Linked DNA regions of Mus musculus: region 1 is linked to region 2. Evidence: chromatin contacts called from ENCODE Hi-C or POLR2A ChIA-PET data. All regions are on one chromosome and are shown on one strand. The core of a region is the stretch at or near the end of the contact, and the rest is flanking DNA. Distances in the headings are between cores, read along the strand shown. Region 1 holds the start of Cxcl2 (chemokine (C-X-C motif) ligand 2). Region 2 holds the start of Cxcl15 (chemokine (C-X-C motif) ligand 15).

What was found. Hi-C counts contacts between places; a loop is a spot of excess contacts on that map. ChIA-PET counts read pairs that join two places held with the same protein, here RNA polymerase II (POLR2A).
Region 1: a loop to region 2 is called in a map of Patski, with 2.2 times the contacts of the local background. The contact joins the promoter of Cxcl2 here to the promoter of Cxcl15 in region 2. A Hi-C loop is called at or near these places in 9 of 37 maps with a recorded cell type or tissue (Patski, T-helper 17 cell, adrenal gland and 2 more). POLR2A ChIA-PET finds 5 or more read pairs at or near these places in 1 of 5 experiments (Patski).

The regions. Positions count from the first base shown.
Region 1 is chr5:90,900,144-90,905,581 of GRCm38, reverse strand. Cxcl2 (chemokine (C-X-C motif) ligand 2) reads right to left here and starts at 1,683. Exons shown (of 4, transcript NM_009140.2): 1 at 1,559-1,683; 2 at 1,343-1,466; 3 at 1,142-1,225; 4 at 1-393. The coding sequence starts at 1,637. The coding sequence ends at 378.
Region 2 is chr5:90,790,118-90,795,866 of GRCm38, reverse strand. It overlaps Cxcl15 (chemokine (C-X-C motif) ligand 15), which reads right to left and starts at 1,333. Exons shown (of 4, transcript NM_011339.2): 1 at 1,239-1,333; 2 at 539-668. The coding sequence starts at 1,296.

The DNA.
Region 1 (5,438 bases), core at 434-2,933, 110 kb before region 2:
GCTAGTTCCCAACTCACCCTCTCCCCAGAAACTAATGAATAAATAGGTTTAAAAATTTATCACCTTCCAACTATATAAGTTAAATAACTTTAATTGAACACATTAAACATTATTAAAATAAACTTTAACATATTAAAATGACCTTTTAAGATATTACAGTGAATTAGCGAATGCATATCTTTAAATATCAAAATAAACATAACAACATCTGGGCAATGGAATTAATAAATAAATAAATACATAGATAAATAAATAAGTGAACTCTCAGACAGCGAGGCACATCAGGTACGATCCAGGCTTCCCGGGTGCTGTTTGTTTTTTTCTTTCTCTTTGGTTCTTCCGTTGAGGGACAGCAGCCCAGGCTCCTCCTTTCCAGGTCAGTTAGCCTTGCCTCTGTGATGAGAAAATGGTTGCTGTTAGTGGGTATCTTAAAGGCGGGTTGCAGAGCCCCCTTCTTTTGACTTCATCCTGGACCTTGGTTTACTCTCCAAACGAAACCATCTCTAGCCTCCACAAGGGACCTGCTACCTATTGCTGGACTTTCCAGCAATAAACACTCTGGGCGCTTTGAAACTAGAATAGTAGAGCTGGCGTTACAATTGTACCAGCTTGAACCTTTCCAAATGATGTTAAGAGTAAAAATGTCAAGGCATGACTTCGCGTACGTTGTAAACAAGAACAATACCTATTGCTTTTTCACTGAACTCAGTCAGGATAAGAGCGAGAGCCTACACCTGAATTTCAAGCCTCTCACTGGAAACCCCAGCTCTTCTTCATCGGGAAGCCTTAGAGGCTCACCTTGACCAAAACCAAGAGTTAGACTTTACAGCCCACAGACATGGAAAGGGCAGGGGTAAAGTATTGAATCTTAATAGATAACAGGCTTTACACCAGCGCTAGTTGGTTCTATCTACTTAATTCTTAGGGACACACAGCGACCATCCATTAAGGAAGGACTTTTACGTGTGTAGATGAAAGGAGCTAGTCGTACCCTTCTATCAATTCAAACTGATGCTCACAGGACAAAGTTAACAATGAAAATAATAATTCAGGTTCCTGAACTGAAGTTAACCTTGATTTTCCCTGCTATAATTTTCAGAAATCGGGTGCCAGTCAGGTGTAAGCACAAATCGCGACTCACTTGTTCAGTATCTTTTGGATGATTTTCTGAACCAGGGGGGCTTCAGGGTCAAGGCAAACTTTTTGACCGCCCTTGAGAGTGGCTCTGCAGAGAGATGTGGGGATCATTATAAGGCACGAGGTTTCTTTAGGGTGAGCATGGGGCGGCAGGAGGGTCTGGGCAACTCTGGCCATGGCAGAGGCTATCCAGGGAGACACTCACATGACTTCTGTCTGGGCGCAGTGGGGTCCTGGGGGCGTCACACTCAAGCTCTGGATGTTCTTGAAGTCAACCCTTGGCAGGGTCTTCAGGCATTGACAGCGCAGTTCACTGGCCACAACAGCCCCTGTAGGAGAAGACACTGGGTCAGAAGGGCTGGGGATGGCTGCGCCCACCTGAGGCTTCCCCAGAAACATCAGCCTCGAATCCGAATCCCACCTGTAGCCTGGTGGTTGGTGGCCAGCAGCAGCAGCAGGACCAGTGCAGCACTGAGGAGCCGGCAGGTGGGAGGGGCCATGGCGCTAGGCTGAAGTGTGGCTGGAGTCTGGAGTGCCCGAGGAAGCTTGTTGGAGGCACTGAGGCGCAGTCTGGGGCTCTGAGGTCCCGAGAGCTCCTTTTATGCACGATGTCTGGAAAAGCCCGGGGACCAGGGAAATTCCCTGAGCTCAGGGTCCCCTCATCAGGAAGCACAGAGCCCCGCCCCTAAGCTGAGTGGGTTGGGGACACGCGCGCGTGAGCTGCCTGCCTCATTCTACTGCCCTGCCCTTCCACTATGGGACCCTGGGATGTCCTTCCCCAAATCCTCAAAAGGAAGGAAGTGATGTCTGCGCTGAAGTGACCACCTGCTAGAGGACAGTGGTTACTGAGCTATGTCATCAGTGGAGACCTAACAGTTTGGGGAACTTTAGTCATTAGGACTGAAGAAATTAAGGTGTGTGTGTGTTCAAGCGTGAACGCGCGGGGGATGGGGGATTGCTTCTCTATTAGTTACATACTCATAGATAGTACTAGATGAAGATTTATTTACGTCTGCGTAAGTACACCGTTGAAATTTAGTCATCTCAGGCTGTACACAAGAGTGCATTGTTCCTGCGGTGTACTGAGCACGAGTAAATCACATTTTGTGTCATATCCTTCTACCCGACTTGGGGCCGTGGGGGGGGGGGGGGGAGATGTGTCAAAAGCTTAATTCATGTTTAACCTAGGACAAAGTGTTGTAATCTCATATAACTTCCTCTGTGAAATTCTGGAACTTCCGAGGCTCTTCCAGTGTGCTGGTGAGCACCACATCAGCTGTAAGAGATTTTCATGAATTCAAGAAACAGAGACTTGGTGGTCTCTCGGCGGTCTCCAGCTGCAGGAGGCAAGGGCTCTCCTGGGGACAGTCTACTCGCCAGTCAGTGCTGACACCTAGAGGAGGTAGCGCCCTTCACATGTCCGCTTCACAACAAACGTGTACCTGTATCTGTGAAATATTTAGATGCCAGATTTCAATCTCTCTCTCTCTCTCTCTCTCTCTCTCTCTCTCTCTCTCTCTCTCTCTCTCTCTCTCTCTCTCCCTTTGTTATCGAGGCAAATCTAGCCCCCCCCACACACACACTGTATACATCCATTCTTGTCCCAGTGATTTGATTTCTCCACTAGAGGATCATATTGAGCTTTCACTGATTGTGACAAACTATTGTAGCCCTCAGTTCTAGCCTTTGTCTTTCACTAGCTCATTTTTCTCACCCTGGGTTTTATTTCTTGGTCATCTAGAACACAAGTTGTAGATAGTTGTGGGTCTGAGTGCAGCTCTCTGAGAGCCATGTGGTCGTTTTACAGAGAAGCGTGTGAGAGGCAGGAGGATATTCAAAGCTGCCAGAGAGGAAATGCTGTGCCACTAGATACTGGGACATAGACACCCACCTGTGACCAATGTGCTAGCTTCTTATCTTTGAAATGCACCCAAATAACTGTCTCAAAATGTTCAGATGAATAAATGTTAATGTTTCTAAAAACTCACTGTATAAATGCTAAGGTAAAAAAAAAAAAACACAAAAACAAAATTTGTTTTTGCCTCCATATTACTAAAACAAGACTCACCTAAGAGTTAAAGCCACACACTCACACACACAAACACAAATAATTCTTGAAAAGCAAAACAATTTCCTATTCGTTTTTGCCCCCCACCCCCACCCCTTAGGAGATAATTTGGAGCAGGGATTGATGGCAAACACATTTAACCCTAGCCCTCGGCAGATAGAGGCGCCCAGATCTCTGTGAGCTCCAGGCGATGGGGGCTGTATAACGAAACTCTGTCTCAGGGGGAAAAAAGAATTTAGATGAGTCTCTTACCTAATTTAATTGGTTTATCAACTAAAACTACAAAATCTGAATGAACATACTCATCTCAATTACTAGTAAAATTTATAAAGAATTAGATGTTTCCTGAGATAAGTGATTCTTAGGTTTAGGAGAATTGTGGGGTTTTATTTATTTATTTATTTATTTATTTAATGTTTGTATCTCATGGCTCAACTTTGGCTTTCCTAATGTTTAAAATCGGTGAAGTGGCAGAACATCTGGGTGTTGTACTCCCAGTAAGACTTTACATTTGTAGAATGAACGTGGTGTATTTAACACATATGTATGCTTTGTCCTCCCCCCCCCCCCCGCCCTCCCAAATTAATATACATCCTCTTCAGAACTGAAGCCGGTGGAAATTGGAGCTTCTAAGAGGCATTTTATTCATGGACATTTTATTCATGGGTTTTAACTGCCTAGATAAGGCTCACAGACTTCTGTGGATTTAATGTGACCACTTTATCAGGTTTTTAACTGAAATATTTGCCTTCAGTATTATCAGGATGCTGGTCAGCCCATTAGTATCTTTATGATAGTAGAAAACAGAAACTATCTGCTGTAGGGATTTCCAGGTGCAATCTGATATGTTGACATAAGGAAATACTCAGAGAGAATAGAATAAAGTACCGGGTTCCTACAGCAGTCTCTGAAGCATACAATGTTTCAAAAAGTAATTACTAAATATATACCAGTAAAGACAGAGTAAAGCAACAGTTGCTTACAAAATGGAATACTAGCATTTTTTTTCCTTCTAACACAATATCCATCTTCATAGCCAGTCCCTAACAACCTTTGACTTGCTGTTTTTGAAGCTTTAAAGAGAAATAACATTATACTAAAATAATTCAATTTTTTCTGGAAGTGTTAAGTACCAGCTCCAGCCAATTACATTTGGTATGAATAAAATGACAAATTCTATGCCCAAACTTTAAAGTCATACTATCAATTTGAAAGGAATGGAACCACCACGAAACATTCACTTATCATCCTTTGATGTTTTACACATGCGAGATCTTTTAAGTCCAGAGCTGTGCTCATCCTGAGCGTAGATGACGCTGCAGGGATGGTCTGGTGGTGGATGCTGTTTTTCCTACTTGCTACCAGGAATCAAGATGTCTGCCAGCCCTCTTTCAGTTAGTGCTTCCTGAATTACGAATCAATCTAGCTGAGGGAACAATAGTGACATCATTATGATGCGTTAAATCCCTCGACTCAGGGATAGAGAGATGACTCAGCAGTTAGGAGCCCTTGCTGTTTATTCAGAGGATTATTATCCAGTTCCCCAGAACTGGCCTTTGTGGGTACCAGACATGCATGTGATACCCGTATATGTATTTAGGTAAGCACTCATCTGCATATAATGAAAATGAATGATTAAAACGTGTCTAGATCTCTCAGTTCATTCAATCCAAAGCATCTATGAGTGCATCTCTAATACGCTCTTCTTTTATGCCTGATTCTAAGCATTTTCTTGCTGACTTTTGATGACAGAGTCCTCACTATCCTTTGAGAAGCAAGACTCCAGTCCCTGCTGTCTCTCTCTCTCTCTTCCCAGTCTGGGTTCAAGACAAGTGATCTACGGCACAGCTCTGGAAGTAAGCGGACAGACTCACGGAGCATTTGCCAGTCCTTTGTGGCTGAGCCTCAACGTTGTAGAGGCCTTGGTAAGCTTGCCAGCAGGCAAATGATGTAATCATGTCCAAGTCAGAAAAAAAAAATCCCTCTGGTCCTTTCTGTCAGGAAATGATTTTTTAGAAAATACAAAACAGGTCCTTACTTCCTGCTGGGTCGCAGCTGGCAAGCCAGCACCTTGGAGTTCTGCCAGAGCTTGATCTGGGAGAGGCTGCTTGAAGCTGAGGCAGTCTAGAGAAAAGCCACCTATCCCGCCCAAGTGAGACCAGTCACCAGGTGTACGCTTTGAGCTTGGAAATTCTGCCTTCCACCCACTCTCACCTGGCTTTAGGTATCCCAG
Region 2 (5,749 bases), core at 84-2,583:
TGACTTCAAAGTTCGCTTTTCTCAGCAGAGTTTATGAAATCAACTGTCTCCTCTGCTAAGGAGCTTTCTTTGATTAGTGGTTTGGTTTGGTTTGGTTTGGTTTGGTTTGGTTTGGTTTGGTTTGTTTGTTTGTTTGTTTTTCTGGAAAGACTGCATGCCAGTTTTAGAAATGAGAGCGAGCACAACTACTAGGTAATAGTTTTCCCATACTTGTCCAGAGCCACAGCCTTCTGTCTCTTTATGTAGCACCGTGCTTCTTACTCAACCTCCCTAATGCTGCAACTCCTCAATACAGTTCCTCATGTTGTGCTCCCCCCCAACCATGAAATATTTTCAGTGCTACCTTACAACTGTAATGTTGCTACTGTTATGAATCATAATGTTAACATCTATATTTTCTGATAGCTTCAGGAAACCCCTATGAAAGGATTATACAACCTACAGGTTGAGAATCACTGAAACACATTCTGAAAGAAGATGCCAACCAGAAAACTTTCATGCAAGAGTCTCCACCTTCCTCCATGCCTTTACTACTTACATCACTTCCTTTCTGTTGCAGTAAATGGTCTCGAATATCACCATTATATTTTTAATGAGTTTGAGAGGAATGAATTCAGAGTGTTCCTGAATACACAGACATCGTAGCTCTTGAGTGTCACAGGGACGGACTGTAGGGGAAAGAGTAGAGAGTCTCTCATGAAGAGCAAGTCCCTAGTGCTCAAGTCTTTACTTTGACTTAGGAGCCAATACAGCAGGGCACACAAGACTAACACAGAGTGTATGATCTTAAGGCAAAGAAACACTTTTTAAGCTCCTACTGTGTTTGAGAAAACTGCAAATAAAGTAGGCAACTAGCACCTTGCTTAAAGTTACAGCCAGTAACTAATTGGTAAAGCACTTACGCCTTCATGATTATGTGTAAATTTTATCAGTTGAAAAGTAAGAATTTCGATCAGTTTAATACTCTAAGTCTGTTGGTAATAATTCTTTTACTCTCAGATCTAAAAAGAAAACCATAGATTCTTATAGTCAGCTGGTCCTAATAAGTCAAGTGGAGGGTTTCACTTAACTCACGAAGACTTTCCGTAAACTTAACAAACTAAATGCTTTCCTGCTCAGGCTTTAATTTAGCCATTTCTATAGTTTGATTAATGGCCCAAACCACCTCATTCTATTTGAAATGTCTTCTGGGTTTTCCCAGTACCTAGATAGAAAAGAAAAATTCCCCGTTAGCTTACCGAAGATGCCTAGGTTAAGGACAGCCAGCAGGAGCATGGACCAGCCTTGAGCAGCCATGTCCGTCTGTGGCCTGACTCTGGTCTGGATGGTAAAACCAGCAAGGCCACAGGGCTTCTTTATATGCTCCCAGCAGCCCCGGAGATTTTCTTTCTCTTCTTCCACTCTCCCCACTGAAGAAGGAAAAGTGGCATGCTTGCCACTTCACAAGCCCAGAAGGAGGCTGGGCTTAGCTTTGAAGCTTTGTTTAATTAAGAAGTTGAGAGCAGGTTGAGATGAACTCGAGGCATATGGATAAGAATCTCTTTTTTGTTGGAGCTGAAACTGTGTAAATATAAGGGGCCCTTGTTGTTGTCGTTGATGAATGGGGCCACGAGAACATAATTTTAACAAAACCCTGCTTTGGGCAAAGAAGGGAACTAACATACTTTCCTAGAGCAAATATTTGCTTTTGGCTCTTGTACATATTACTATGGCCCTGCTTGAAGTTTTAATAGAATTTTACTGTGGTGAAATCATGTTATAGCACCAACTACAGAAGAAATGGAGTCCAGACTGACACAACCTACTAAGAGTTATCCTATCAAGAATAGAAGACTACAGCTATTTGGGACTTAGTGTGTATAAGCTTCCTTGGGTTTTAAGATTAATTAAGTAGCAAAAGACTATGAGATTTGCTCTCCTGGCTCTTAAGCAGATAACTGATCTTAATTATCTAAAATAAACTGTTCCTTGTTTTAGCACACACAGCAATAGCATAAGCTGTCACAGCCAGAGGCTAGGTGGCTTAAATGGCAGCAATGTTGTGACTTTTAGAGAATTCAAGTCCAAGACCAAGGTGTGGGCAAGGTTGTCCCTTTTCTGGTATTACAAGGGACAGAAATGTTCCAGGTATTTTTACTGAGTATACTCATACTTGTCCAGAGCCACAGCCTTCTGTCTCTTTATGTAGCACCGTGCTTCTTACTCAACCTCCCTAATGCTGCAACTCCTCAATACAGTTCCTCATGTTGTGCTCCCCCCAACCATGAAATATTTTCAGTGCTACCTTACAACTGTAATGTTGCTACTGTTATGAATCATAATGTTAACATCTATATTTTCTGATAGCTTCAGGAAACCCCTATGAAAGGATTATACAACCTACAGGTTGAGAATCACTGAAACACATTCTGAAAGAAGATGCCAACCAGAAAACTTTCATGCAAGAGTCTCCACCTTCCTCCATGCCTTTACTACTTACATCACTTCCTTTCTGTTGCAGTAAATGGTCTCGAATATCACCATTATATTTTTAATGAGTTTAAGAGGAATGAATTCAAAAACAATACACACACACACACACACACACACACACCAGCAGAAATCAAAATAAATAAACAAAGGACTAATAAAAGAAACCAAAAAAACCCAAACAAAATGGAGGTATAAGTCTACAAAACTACCATTGAGTTTGTTCTCTGTTGGCCAACTGCTCTAGGACATGGGACTTACCCTAAAGTATGATTAATATCCCTACTAAGACTCCATTACAGAAAACTGATAATGTTTTTTTGCTGTCAGTCTGTATCAATTGCAAATAGCTTCTTGGCTAGGGGTGGGAGCTCTTGTCAACTCTCTCCTCTCAGTGCTGGGACCCCCATCTGGCTTGAATCTCTGCAGGCTCTATGTGTGCTTCTACAGTCTCTGTGGGCTTATAGATGCACCAGTTCTGTTGTGTCAGGAAGACACTGTTTGCTTAGAGTCATCAGCCCTGGCTTTTACGATCTTTATGCCTCCTCTTCTATATAGATCCCTGAGCCTTGAAGGAAAGGCTTTCATGAAATCATCTTACTTGGGATGGAGTGCTTCAAAGTGTCTCACTCCCTGCACATTGTCCAGTTGTGGGTTTCTGTTTAGCTCCCACCTTTTGCAAGAAGAAATTTCTCTGATGAAGGATGAGCAAGGCACTATATGAGCACAGCAATATGTCATTGGAAGTTATTTTAATGCTATGTTTCTTTAACATAATAGTAGATTTTCTCCTAGGATCACGATTTGTCTAGTCTCAATGTACAGGCTGGATTCATGTGTCAACTTGAAACAGGCTGGAGTTGTTATCACAGAGAAAGGAGCTTCAGCTGAGGAAGTGCCTCCATGAGATCCAGCTGTGGGGCATTTTCTCAATTAGTGATCAAGGAGGGAGGGCACATTGTGGGTGGTGCCATTCCCTGGGCTGGTAGTCTTTGGTTCTATACGAAAACAAGCTGATCAAGATAGAGGAAGCAAGCGCCAGTAAGTAACATCCCTCCATGGCCTCTGCATCAGCTCCTGCTTCCTGACCTGCTTGAGTTCCAGTCCTGACTTCCTTTGGTGATCAACAGCAGTGTGGAAGTGTAAGCAGAATAAACCCTTTCCTCCCTACTTGCTTCTTGATCATGATGTTGTGCAGGAATGGAAACCCTAAGACACTCAGGTTCTTGCTCATTTTAGTAGTATTATGTGTGTCATGTATGGGTTCCATCTCACGGAGTGCGCCTTAAATTCAATCAGAAACTGGTTGGTTATTCCCTTAGCAGTGGTGCCACTATTCCACCAGTGTACCTTGCAGGTAGGGTTACTGTTCCAGGTGACAGGATTTGTAGCTGAAAGATATTGATGGTTACCTTTTTCCCCTAGTAGAGTGCAGAGCATCTTCCAGTACAGTGAATGCTAGTCAATAGGAGCGAAGCTTCTAGTTGGGTACCAGATCAATCTCCCTGTGTTCAGTTACCCATGTTAGTGTTGGCTTCAGCAATAGAACCTTACCATCTGTGAAGTGTAACCAATAGTCTGTGACACTTGGGGATTTCCATTGGGCCCATTGGTCCAACTACTCAACAAGATGGAACCCATTCCTGCCACTGGAGGCTTTGCTTGATGGCATAAGATATCTAGTTGGGACGTTGTCTTCCCCAATGCCCCAGTTTCTTCCCCAATGGAATCCATTTAGATTCCTTTCATATGTGTATGTATTTTAGGAAGTTTCTACAGTAGTAAGTTTCTATATGGTTGTTTGAATGGTCTTTAGTGTTAGTTGTTCTCTCCCCCATATTCTTCTCTCCTTTACCTTTCTCTTCCATCCCCCTCCCTATTTAAGCCCCCTACTGTGACGTCCCTTTTGTCTCTCCACTATATTATATAGCATCACAACGGCTGCCTGTTTAAAGACCACATCTCCAAATAAGCTTACATCCTGAAGTATCGGAGCTTAGGACTGCTGCAGATGAATTTTAAGAGGACAGAGTTTAATTAATCTATTATAGAATCTAGCTACAGAATCCATGAGCACAAGAGGGCTGATATAGTCCAAAGATGAACGTAAATCAAATGATAAGAAGACTTCTTGCTCATTCCCATTGGGCATTCATTCCTTATCAGAACCTTTCGTAGACACTATTTCCTGAAAGAGAATTTAAATTGAGCTTTGTTCTTGAGAATGTCACAGCTTCCTTTGGAGGAACAGACCAAAATATAAATAAATAAACCCAAATGCTCATATGTGTTGACTACAGTTGAGATCTTGTGTGTCCCTCAGAGGCCCGTGTGTTAAAGGGTTCATCCCTTGCTTGGTGCTGTGAGCAATGGTGGAAATTTAAGAGGTAAGGTCAGATGGGAGTTTTAGATAATGGAAACCCAACTCCTACCTAGCTGACAAAATATTAAATATTCATTTCATTTATATCACTTCTCCAAGCTGCCTGATCTCTTTTTCAAGCAATGACTGAAAACAATGGACATGATTTTAACTATCCTACACTTTCATAGGCAAACATCGAATAGTATTTAAATGGAAGATAAGTGTCAGCAAGTTACCAACTTATTGGAGAAATTGAACCTGGCTATGGCTTAGTAGATATGATTTCCTCTGGTTGGGGGGGGGGGGCAGTGGGTAGACTAAGGATCCAGGTCAAGGTTTCAGCTTTGAATGCAGCCAAAAATAAGAAAGGAGGGAGAGGGGGGACAGTGGGGAAGGGGAGGGAGGGAGAAAGGGGAAGAGGGGGAGAGGGGAGGGAGGGAGGGAGCTCAAAGATTAACATCTGGCTTCTTAGGCAACTTATGAGCATGACAGAAATTGCAGCAACTTTGATTTTTCGTGGTTTAAATTGGTTTCACAGTTTCTTCAGAATAAGAATACAAACACTCCAAACAGCTCCTCAAGTGGCCTATAGACCAGCTGAAACCGGCCATGGAGTGCCCTTCTAGCCTGACCAGGTTGAGCATGTATGTTCCTCCAGCCAGATTTCACACATTTCCGGACTCACCTCACATTGTTCACCCCATCCCCAACCCCCAATTCCCAGGCAGTCTACTCATTCATAAAACACATAATTCTCTGCCTTAAGGTCTAGTTTCTGGGAATCCCAAGTGTGCAGATTTAGTTTCCTCTGAAAGCAGAATCCAACAGGAAGATTTATTACAGGAAAAAGCATCAAAAGAAAGCAGAACCCCGGCCAGGGGCTGGGGCGGGGGGTGGGGGGTGGGGGGGAGAAAA